Linked DNA regions of Homo sapiens: region 2 is linked to region 1. A link is a loop called in an ENCODE intact Hi-C map of the cell type or tissue named here. Cell type or tissue: HepG2. All regions are shown on one strand. Links, peaks and the distances in the headings refer to the core of each region. The heading gives the core; the rest is flanking DNA. Region 1 overlaps OR2A14 (olfactory receptor family 2 subfamily A member 14). Region 2 holds the start of LOC105375547 (a long non-coding RNA gene).

Evidence for each region. Peaks named below come from ENCODE experiments on the same cell type or tissue, not always from the same donor. Only the 100,000 strongest peaks of a DNase experiment are listed, where the experiment ranks them.
Region 2: it touches region 1 in a loop (23-fold over the local background); 4 of 110 quality-filtered maps call a loop at or near these places.

Annotation. Positions count from the first base shown.
Region 1 is chr7:144,125,651-144,131,035 of GRCh38, reverse strand. OR2A14 (olfactory receptor family 2 subfamily A member 14) reads right to left here. Exons shown (of 2, transcript NM_001001659.3): 2 at 1-1,957. The coding sequence starts at 1,923. The coding sequence ends at 991. Among named protein-coding and RNA genes, the nearest start is that of OR2A14, 5.2 kb to the right of the region's middle. In HepG2, for the core only: a CTCF peak has its summit at 3,126 (motif pointing right); a DNase peak (open chromatin) is centred at 3,145.
Region 2 is chr7:143,488,864-143,494,248 of GRCh38, reverse strand. The region is part of intron 2 of EPHA1-AS1 (EPHA1 antisense RNA 1); the gene reads right to left. LOC105375547 (a long non-coding RNA gene) reads right to left here and starts at 1,272. Exons shown (of 2, transcript XR_928075.3): 1 at 1-1,272. It also overlaps the pseudogene OR2R1P. RefSeq lists a silencer at 1,979-2,273. In HepG2, for the core only: a CTCF peak has its summit at 3,348 (motif pointing left); a DNase peak (open chromatin) is centred at 3,338.

The DNA of each region.
Region 1 (5,385 bases), core at 262-5,261:
CACCCAGTGAGGGTCTCTAAAGTGGGATCAGCTGGAACTATGCTAGTTTTAAGATCTAGAACAAGGGTTCACAAACTACTGTCCCTGGGCACCATTCCAGCAGCCACCTGTTTTTACAAATAAAGTTTTATTGGAACACGGGCACACCCATTTGTTTACACATTGTCTATGGCTGCTTTTGTCAGAGTTGAGTTGTTTTGACGCAGAAGATGGCCCTCAAAGCCTTAAGCATTAACCTGTGTATCTTCACAGGAAGTGTCACTAATTATTGATCTTGAGGATGTGTACTATGCTCCTGTTAACTCAATGTGACTTGGCTACTATTGGCACAAACTCTGCTAGTATCGACCATTTCCAATATTAGAAATAGATTTCCAATAACCTCAATGATAAATAAGCCATTAAAAATTTCAGACATCTTAGTGGGTATATAATAGTATCTCATGGTGGTTTTAATTTACAATTCCTTGCTTACTAATGGTGGAAAGCAGCATTTGTATGTTTATCAGCCCCTTGTATTTTCTGTAAGAGTATATGTTCACATGTTTTGCTAATTTTATAAAATTTGGTTGTTTATATTTTTTATTGCTGATTTAAAGGAGTTCTTTCTATGTACTGTATGAACAATAGTTCCATTTCTGGGTACATGTAGTTTCCATACGATCACTTGGTTTGTGGCTTGCATTTCTTCTTTCTTAATGGTGACTTTGATGAGCACAATGATTAATGTGAAGAGGTCCTATATTTATCGAACTTAAAAATTTTATATCTAGGGACTTTTGTGTCTTCTTTATGAATTTATGCCTATCCAGTATTATAAATGCATTTACCTATCTTTTCTAAAAGATTTGTGTCTTCAGTTTATATGTATAGGTCTATAGTATTCCAGTTTAAGGTAGCATTTATTCTAGCAGAAGACAAAAAAAAAAAGCCAACTTCTATATTTTGCAGGGAGCAAGGCTCCCTCCCCATGGTTCCCTTTGAGATGTCTCACGTCAGCCTCTCCTTCCTCAGTGCCCTCCTCAGGGCGCCCTTGACCTCTGCATTCCTTAGGCTATATATCAGGGGGTTCAGCATTGGATTGAAAAGGCTGTAAAACAGGGAAAGAACTTTCTGCTGCTCCTCAGGATGGCGGGACTTGGGGGCCATGTACGTGACAATGGCGCTGCCAAAGAAGAGTCCCACCACGCAAAGGTGGGAGGAGCAGGTGGAGAAGGCCTTTCTGCGGCCCTCCCCAGACTGGATCCTCAAGATGGCGGCCAGGATGCGCAAGTAGGAGACCAGCACCAGGCAGAGTGGCCCCACCAGGATGAACACGCAGGCTGCAAAGATGACCACCTGGTTGAGCCAGGTGTCAGCACAGGCCAACTTGAGGACAGACAGGATTTCACAGAAGAAGTGGTTGATTTCATGAGGCCCGCAGAAGGGCAGGCTCAGGATGAGAACTAAAGGGACCAGAGCCAGGAGGAAGCTGAACACCCAGGAAGCCACAGCCAGGACAGTGCACACTCTCCAGCTCATGAGGCTATTGTAACGTAAGGGGTGGCAGATGTCCGCATAGCGATCATAGGACATCACCACCAAAATCAGACACTCTACGTGAGCAAAAGCCAAATACAAGAATGTCTGCATTATGCATGGAAAAAAGGAGATGGTGCTTTCCTGGTTCATAAGATTCGTCAGCATCTTGGGGACATAGTTGGAAGCATAGGATATGTCAACAATGGCCAGGTGTGAGAGGAAGAAGTACATGGGTGTGTGAAGCTTACAGTCCAGGCAGATAATCCCAAAGATGACCCCATTCCCCAGCAGGGTGAGTGTATAGAAGGCAGAGAAAAGTCCACAGAGGAGAATCTCCAGTGCTGGACCAACCTGGAATCGCGGCAAGGTGATGTCTGTGATCCATGTCTTGTTGCCTTCCATGCTCTTGTGGACATCTAGGACAGGAAGGTCAGAGCTGTGGGCCAGTCAAAGATGCACAGAGGGAGCACTTAGAAATTATAACTTTGAATGAATTTTCTAGAATTTATTCTCAGATATGTTGCCAAAACTAACCAAGTGTGCTCATAAAAATGAGAAAAAATCGCATTGTATCAATGGAATAATAAGAATACATACATGTATATGTGTATATATATTTGTGTGTGTATGTGTACATGTATATAACATTTAATAAAATATAACAAAACAGGATCTATTATAATATACCCTACATAAGGGGATACACACGCACATGTGTTATTTTGAAGAACTCAAGTATCCTTGCTTCCCTTTCAGTGTGAAATCTTGATTTTTACGTAGTTTGAGAAGAGAGGACCTTGACAAATGTTGCATTATGAGGTGGTTTCACTTGCTCATCCTGCTTCCTTCTCAGTCTGAGATGTGCAGGGACGGGGACCCTCTGTTTGCCATGGGCTTGCTCACTGTCCCTCACCTCCTCACAGGCTTTTCTACCCACTTATTTCAGATTTGAAATCACTTTTAAATAGCTTTCAATTTTGTAGTTTCTTTAAAGCTTTCTGAGATAAGACGCTCCTTTTCAGAAGCTGGCCAGTACTCCCTAGCAGCAACTTTAGGTGCCTCTTTTCCATATCTGGTGTTTGTAGTTTTATTTTGAGAGTTTTCCTTACTTCTTCATCAGCATCTGTTATTGTAAATTAGGCATGAGTGAAATAATTCTTGGCTACATACAATGAATACATGTATATATCTTTAAAATAACTAAGCATGGTGACATTTCTGAGGTCTTTTAAATAAGAAATTCAAAAGAAAAACCAATTTACATTAAGTGGTTACATTTAAAGATGATCGCTGTATCGTAATTGTATTTTATTGGACTCTTTTCTCGATTATAACTTAATATGTTGACATCTCTCAGAGCTTATCTTACTTTCCAGTGTGACAGAGTCTTTTGTCATCAATATATTCCCAGCTATGGCAACTGGGGTTGCTGTCGGTTCCCCTAACTGTATTCTTCTCCATCACCTGTGATCATGCCAGCAGCCCTGTTGCTGTTCAGATGGAATCTGAGCATGTGATGGGGATGGGATCAGGTGCAGCCCCAGCTGGTGAGCTCTTTCTAAGGAGCTCTTCCTGGAGGGTCTGGGTCTATCCAGCCAGCAGGGGGCGACCAAGGGCCATGAACAGGACGGATGGCCTCATCAGGTGGAGAAACCATGTGACCTGGTGCTGTTCTGTTAACACTTCACATTTATTCCAGAAACAGCCTGAGGACTATCTTTATTTTCAAATCAGGCTAAAGGTTCAAATCCAACAGGATACTTTTAAAAAAACAATTTTGATGTCTTTTATTTTAGTAAATACGTAGATCCTCAAATTTATATATTAAAATAGGGTATTGTACAGAGTATTTAAACATTACAATTTTTCACTTAATATAATACTTTTCCTGTATCGAAATTATATTTTATGGACATTATTTTAAAGGGGCACAATATTCTGTCACAATTTACTGAATTTCTTACTGTTTGAATTTTTGTTTATTTCTTATTTTTATTGGCATTGAGATACATTTCTCTTAAACTTAAGATTTGCCTATATTCATAATTATTTATTAGAACATATTCTAAAAGTGAAATTGCAGATGCTAAATATACAGACATTTCTAAGGTTTTTATCCCTATTTTAACTTCCATCTAGAAAATCTGACCAATTGCAATTCCCTCCCACAGTGTGTAAGAATCATGTCTCTTTGCCACATAGTCAGTACTAGGCATTACCAATTACAATCTCTGTTACTTTCATAAGCAAACAATGTTCTGTAACTTATATTTGTATTTTGTATATCCCTTAACGAATGATCCTTGAGTGCATGATCTGTTTCAGCCACTGTTCTAAGCTTTAGAGGCCCAGCTGTGGATGATGTAAACACATTCTGAAAGGGAGGCAGATTATAAAGAAGTAATATTAAGGTGATGTGCTTCTCTTCCACACCTCACATTTCTATTTAGGGAAGGAAACCTCTATGCCCCTGGATAAAATTGTTTTAGAGTATACCTGCCTCTCTCTTTCCCCTAATTTATATGATTTGTGAAACAGGAAAGAGAAACTGAGGGTGACCTTTCTCTGTTCTCTGTTTCACCTGCATGCATTTCTATCTGCTTGGGATTAAGGTATCAGGAGCATGTTCAGTCCCATTTGGAGGTGGGGAAGGGGTGTCAGCTAATGGTTGTGATTTTAATTTGGAGAGAAACTTTGTTGAAAATATAAACCATGCTTTTCAACAGACTTTATTAATAAAATACCTTTTTGAATTATATCCGATTCTTTCATGTATTATTCAACTCATTTTTTCCAGACTTGGAACAGAGAGAGGGCATGATTCATTACCACTGTAAAAGACCAGGAGTAAACAAGTAAAGATAATTGCTGGCCATGAAAAGAACAATGAAGGAAATAATCTAGGTAAAATAATAGAAAGCTACTTGATTTGAGGGGGGTCTCCTTTAGATGGGATGGTTGGAAAAGGTCTCTCTTAAGAGGAGACAGGTGAGTGGAACCTAAACCATGAAGGCCACAACCCTGCCCAGAGCCAAAAGAGGATCATTCTCTACACAGAGAACAGTAATGGAACAGTAAACGCAAAGTCTCTGAACAAGATGCACTTGGTGAGTTCTGGGAAGAGAAAGAAAGAAACACAATGTACCTGAACCATAGTGAGCAGGAGATTGTACTTATTCTTTGTAACCTTGTTTATATTTTTAACAATCTGAAATTGACATAAAAAATTCATCAGTTTAGCTGATATACTTTTGACTTTATAATAATTGATTTACTTTTAGATTCATGAAAGCAGAATACAGTTAAAAGATATGTATGTACAGAACTTCCAATGAGCACATATTTGAAATAGGAAACTGTTTAATTTTCTGCACAATATAATTTTAATGCCAGAATGGTAGTTGTCAATTTTTGGACACAGCAAATGTTGTGTTAATGTCCCAATGAATCAAGCTGAAAAGGAGAAGCCTTTTATCCCTGAGACCTCCAAGCACATGGATATTTTGCATATTTTTAGTCCCTCCTGGCTCCCATCTGTGGTGTACACATCTGTGCTCCTACTGTTCCAAGGCCCAGTGACCTAGGTAGCAGGCATTTGGATGCTTTAGGAGTAAAAAAAAAATCCAGTCATTACCAAATAAATACAATTGTTTGGTTAATCTAAATTCATAATTAAGCAAATCTGGGTTTATAGTTTTATTTGTAATTTTTGTAAAGTAAGGAATTTCGGGGAAAAAAACCCCAGCAGCCTAGAATAAACTATTTCTAAAGAGCAGGAATAAAGAAAGAAACAAATAGAATTCTTAGTGAAAGTGAAATTTAATCAGACGTGAACTACATCCAAACTGTATAAAACTCTGGTTA
Region 2 (5,385 bases), core at 315-5,314, 640 kb after region 1:
TGTTTCCTCTGCTCCTTCTAGTAATTCCAGTGAAGAAATTAAAACTTTGTGGAAGATGGCCAAGAACCGGGAGATCAGTATTAGGAAAGCTGATAAAGAAAAAACTTCTAGTAATATGAAAATATGCAAAGGAAACACAACAGGAATGTGATGTGGGAGACCATCAAAGAACCTGCAGAACTATTTTAATGACTGTGAACTTGAGACTTCTCAATGGCTCCCAGGCCATGGATGTGATGATTCTAATGTGCGATGTGTCCTCACCACTCTAAAACTAGATGTCACTGTCACTAAAACTAGGTGTGTGGGAGGAGGGGTGAAGGTGCTTTCATTTTCTTCCTTTAGGAAGGAGACCAGGTTCTAAAATTTTAGTTTCTCTTTCCTATCTCAATTACTTTCAGTCCCTTCTCACCAGGTCAGAAAAGTAAATGTTTCTGAATCCCAACTTCTACTAAAAGTCCTCAGTGATGCCACAGCATTGAAGGGCAGTAAAAGATATAAAAGAGTTACAGAAGGGCTCATTATGCTAGGAACTAGAAGGACAATTAAAAGTTGAAATAAAATGTTTTTAGAATATGTATTCCACAGGGAACTTAGTAGAGGAGGGAGCTGTGGTTGCAGAGAAGTAGCTGTGGGGAAGAATGAGTAAGAAACACACCAAGAGCAAGTAATTTCCCTCTGGGGATGCCTAAATTCTGAAAAGTTATCAGCTAATACTGACAAAGTAAAGCCTGCATCACGAAGAAGAGGATGAACAACTGTATCAAGGACTTTCTAAGAGATGTACATCTCCACATTCAAAATGTCCTGTGCATGAAGTGAGCACTCAGCCTTGGTGAGTCACCCACAAGGAAGGCTAAGAGGAGGTGGTAGGAGGATAAAGCCCAAATTCCTGGGAGCACCCGGGACTGTTTTGTGATCCTCCACTGTTTTTCTCACTGGTTGTAGTTGGAGGCTCTTTGAATTCCTCCCGTGACCTAGATGATATAAATCAGTGTTTTCAAGCCACTTGATAGAGTCCTAGTTCTTGTCAGTCACCAAATCAACAGCATAAACTGAAGTGCTCAGTATATGTAGATATACATTTTAAAAACTAAAGAATGGAAGTCAAAAGGGAGATGACTCTTTTCTTGGCCTTGAGGCATTTCTATTCTGTTGGAGATAAGAAGGAATGGAGAAGGGCTTGGATTGGTATAAGAACCAAAGATAGACATAGACCTTCATCTTTTCTTGATAAAGAAGATGGTGAGAAGTGTCTGTTCATATCCTTCGCCCACTTTTTGATGGGGTTGTTTGTTTTTTTCTTGTAAATTTGTTTGAGTTCATTATAGATTCTGGATATTAGCCCTTTGTCAGATGAGTAGATTGCAAAAACTTTCTCCCATTCTGTACGTTGCCTGTTCACTCTGATGGTAGTTTCTTTTGCAGTGCTTAGGAAGGAGGCTTACGTATCAGAAGGCTACCAGCCTTTCAGCCTTGGCCCAAGTAGTTTTGCCATTTCTACTGGTGTAGTCCTCTTCCCCGTTTCCTTAGTCTCTGGTTTTGAGTCAATTAGTCCCGTTCATTGACACCTCCCCAATCAGCTATGTGTGAGATCTGAATCCTTTGAACCCAAAACCCACTAATTCATATCTCATTGCCTACAGTCCCACTAGCTATGCATGCTTAGAGCAATCAAACACCAAAGGATCTATTTTTCCCTTCTATACTACTTTAAACCACAGATTATGTATATTCACTTATCACAAATCTTTAGAGCTGGAAGAAATCTTAATGTACCTAATCTAACTTGCTCATTCTGTAGATGAAGAAACTGTGGCTTTAAAATGTAGCAATGTACCCAATGGATACGTAGATGGTTTCCTGATACAGCTTGAAGCCCAGGCCTCCTTATATGAATCTTAGCATACCTTAAACCTCATCTACTTTTTTAAGAGGCAAGAGCACTATTTCTTGTTTTTGTTTTGTTTTGTTTTTTGTTTCTACTTTATTATTTCTACAGATCTGCTGAGCTGATTACATAGCCAGACTCTATGTCTCCTCTTACCAGATGTCTTCATCAAGCTTCCTCTGAAAACTCCCCTGATAAGGTCATGATGACTCACTCTTTCTATTCTCCCTGCAGGCTGAGTTCCTAAGCAGGAGACCAGACTGATTGATTTGTTATCCCAATACCTTCCACTGGACCAGGCGCTGAACAGTGCTCAGTACATGTTTACCAAGGTGAGAAAAGTGGAATAAAATTCTCTGTCCCAAAAAGCTAAGAACGAGGCCATCTATCAATAAAAATAGTTTTTCATCATCTAAAAACATCACCAAAATGTATTGGAATAAAATAGTACTAAGTTCACACTGTGTGCAGAGCATGTACTACCTACTCACTGAGTACAGGTGAACCCTCTACTTTGATTCTTCACTATATTTAACAGGGTCTCTGTAATTAGGTGGTTTAAGCAATATAATGCATTTCAAGGGGCTTTATGACCCACATTCTGAAAACTTTCTGACGTTTATAGCACATATTCTATTGTTTCTTGTCCCCATGGCACTGGGTAGACTTTACCTCTGTAATTTGGACTTGTTGAGCATAGTAACAGCCACTTACGTTTACTTATACTTTACAAAGCACATTCATATTCATTTGTTCATCTGATCTTACTTAAAATGTTGTGAGATAAGCATTATTATTATTCATGCATTTCAAATGAAGAAACTGAGGCTCATAGAGGTCTAGTAAGTTGCACATAGCAGACTAATGGAAGAGGCAAACTCAAACTCAGACCCCTTGACTTATTTAAAGCTTTACCCCCACACCACATGTCTTTCTCTTCAAGGATAGATGGCTGTCCTGAGCTTCCCATCTGAGGTTCCTCAGGTGCCTCCCTTCCTAGACTACAGCTTTTCAGAACTCCTTCCCACCCTTCACTCATGGGCTTGGGTAGAGCTAGATGTGCAGGGCAGCCCTGACCCTTGTTCCAGCTTAGTCTCCAGGTAGATCTGAGACCTGGGCAAATCACCGTAGCCCTATTCCTTGGTTTCCTTGTTTATAAAATGAAAGGAATGAAACACTTAGCCCCTATATTTCTTTTCATTTTAAACAGTTGTGGTTACCTTCTGGAGGGTATCTCAATCCTTGAGGCCAACTCTGAAGGTGAAGATTCTGTCTATAGTAACAAGCAGCATACTGATCATAGTAGATCAGCATTGATCTACTTCTGCTGATACAAGGGAACCATCTCCCTAGGGCAGCAGTCAAAATTCCAGCCCCTGGCTCTGACCCTAGAACCTGATCTCCAACCTTGAGAACCCAAGGCCAGTTTCTATTCTTAGCAGTTTCTACAGTGACACCTTCTGGCCACTGCAGGACCAGGGCTGAATGGAGACAAGATGCCAGCTCCATCCAGGTCCTCTCTGCTCTCTCCCTCCACCAATGTTTCCAGCCAGAAGAAACATAAATTGAATTATGCATTTCAGCTTTCTTGCATTTTATTCTGTGGTTCTGCTCTCATTTTCTTAATGCAGATGTATGGCATTTGTCCTCTGGCTGTAGTGGCTTGCACAAACATGCTCTCATTAGATTCTCAGATTTGACCAAAATCCATTTTTAAAAATTTATTATTTGATCCTCTGGCACTGCTGATTTTCTAAACACAAATCCCTAACATTGAAAGGTGGAATTTCCTAGAGGTTGGTTGAAAGCATAGTGCCTGATATACTCAATAATGTTTTAATAAATGAATCAGTTTGTTAATTAAATTTTTTAAGAGCAGGAAATACATCTGGAGATTATATTTATATTAAGAAAAAGTGATGGCACTTAATTTTATTTTTCAAGAGGACCAGTCAGCATGGTAGAAGGGAGATGAACTGGTACAACCTTGGCTGACAAGGGAGAATTCACTCTGTTTGAAAAGATTCTGTGGGTTTCTATCACCTCATACTCAGTAGTAATACATGAGTATCATTGGTTTTCGAACGCTTGCATCACAACATTACTTTGTTAATCATTTGTTTAAACATCTAAATAAATGCCTGAAACTCACTATATAAATTGCATGTTATTAAGGAGTAAGGCATAACTACTGTCATAATTTAATTACAAAGCTCCAAATTTAATTAGCCAAATACTAACCTTGTTCTTCTCCTTCATAGCACTTAGCACAATTATACTTAATTAATTATTTGTAATTATTGATGTAATCTCTGTGTCCCTAGATAAATTATAAGAATCAAGAAAGCAAGGGCCCGTGTTTCTATCTTTCTTACTTACCAGCAGGTAACCAATGCCTGGCACAGACCCTGGCACACCAGCAGGGGATTAGTAGATATTGGTTTCAAGGACTTCAGCTTTATCTGGACTTGTGGGAGAAATGAAAAGGATGTGAGAGGATTCCTGTCTGGACTTAGTGGACCCTAGAAGAAGCAGGAAGAGCAGCTCAATCCAGAGTTAAGAAATGAGCTGAGAAATCCTAGGACATGCCTACAGTTCTCAAGTGTCTGATTACAATACTTTACCCACTGCTTCCCCACAGTGAAGAATCCTTCCTTTCTTTCATATCTTCCACATTCCTTCCCTCCTTTTCCATTTTCCTATTGTCTTTCCTTAGTTTTTCTTTGCTTCTTTCATCCTTTCTTCTCTATCATTCCTTCTACATTGATAGATTACCTCCTACACAACTGTAACTGTGATCGGTCCTCGACGTGAAAGGATGGCCAAAACAGGGACTTTGTCCTTCAGAACCTCTCAGAATTTGGTTTAGTGTCAGAAACCAAATGTCCTTTTCTCCAAGACCTTTGCATTCCCTCCTAACCACCTAGATTGAAGAAGTGAGGTTCAATGTCCCAACTGGGAAGGGACAACATAACCTGGGTGAGTGAGTTCATCCTAATGGGTCTCTCCAGTGACAGGCAGACCCAGGCTGGACTCTTTATCTTATTTGGGGCTGCCTACCTGCTGACCCTGCTGGGCAATGGGCTCATCCTGCTCCTGATCTGGCTGGACGTGAGACTCCACCTGCCCATGTATTTCTTCCTCTGCAACCTCTCACTTGTGGACATCTGCTACACCTCCAGCAGGGTCCCTCAGATGCTGGTGCACTGCACCAGCAAAGAAAGACCATCTCCTTTGCCCGATGTGGGACCCAGCTCTTTTTCTCCCTGGCCCTCGGAGGGACCGAGTTTTTGTTGCTGGCCGCAATGGCCTATGACCGCTACGTGGCTGTTTGCGACCCCCTGTGTTACATAGCAGTGATGAGCCCAAGGCTCTGCATGGCACTGGCAGCTGTCTCTTGGCTAGTGGGCCTGGCTAATTCTGCTATGGAGACGGCACTGACCATGCACCTGCCCACCTGTGGGCACAACGTGCTGAACCATGTGGCCTGTGAG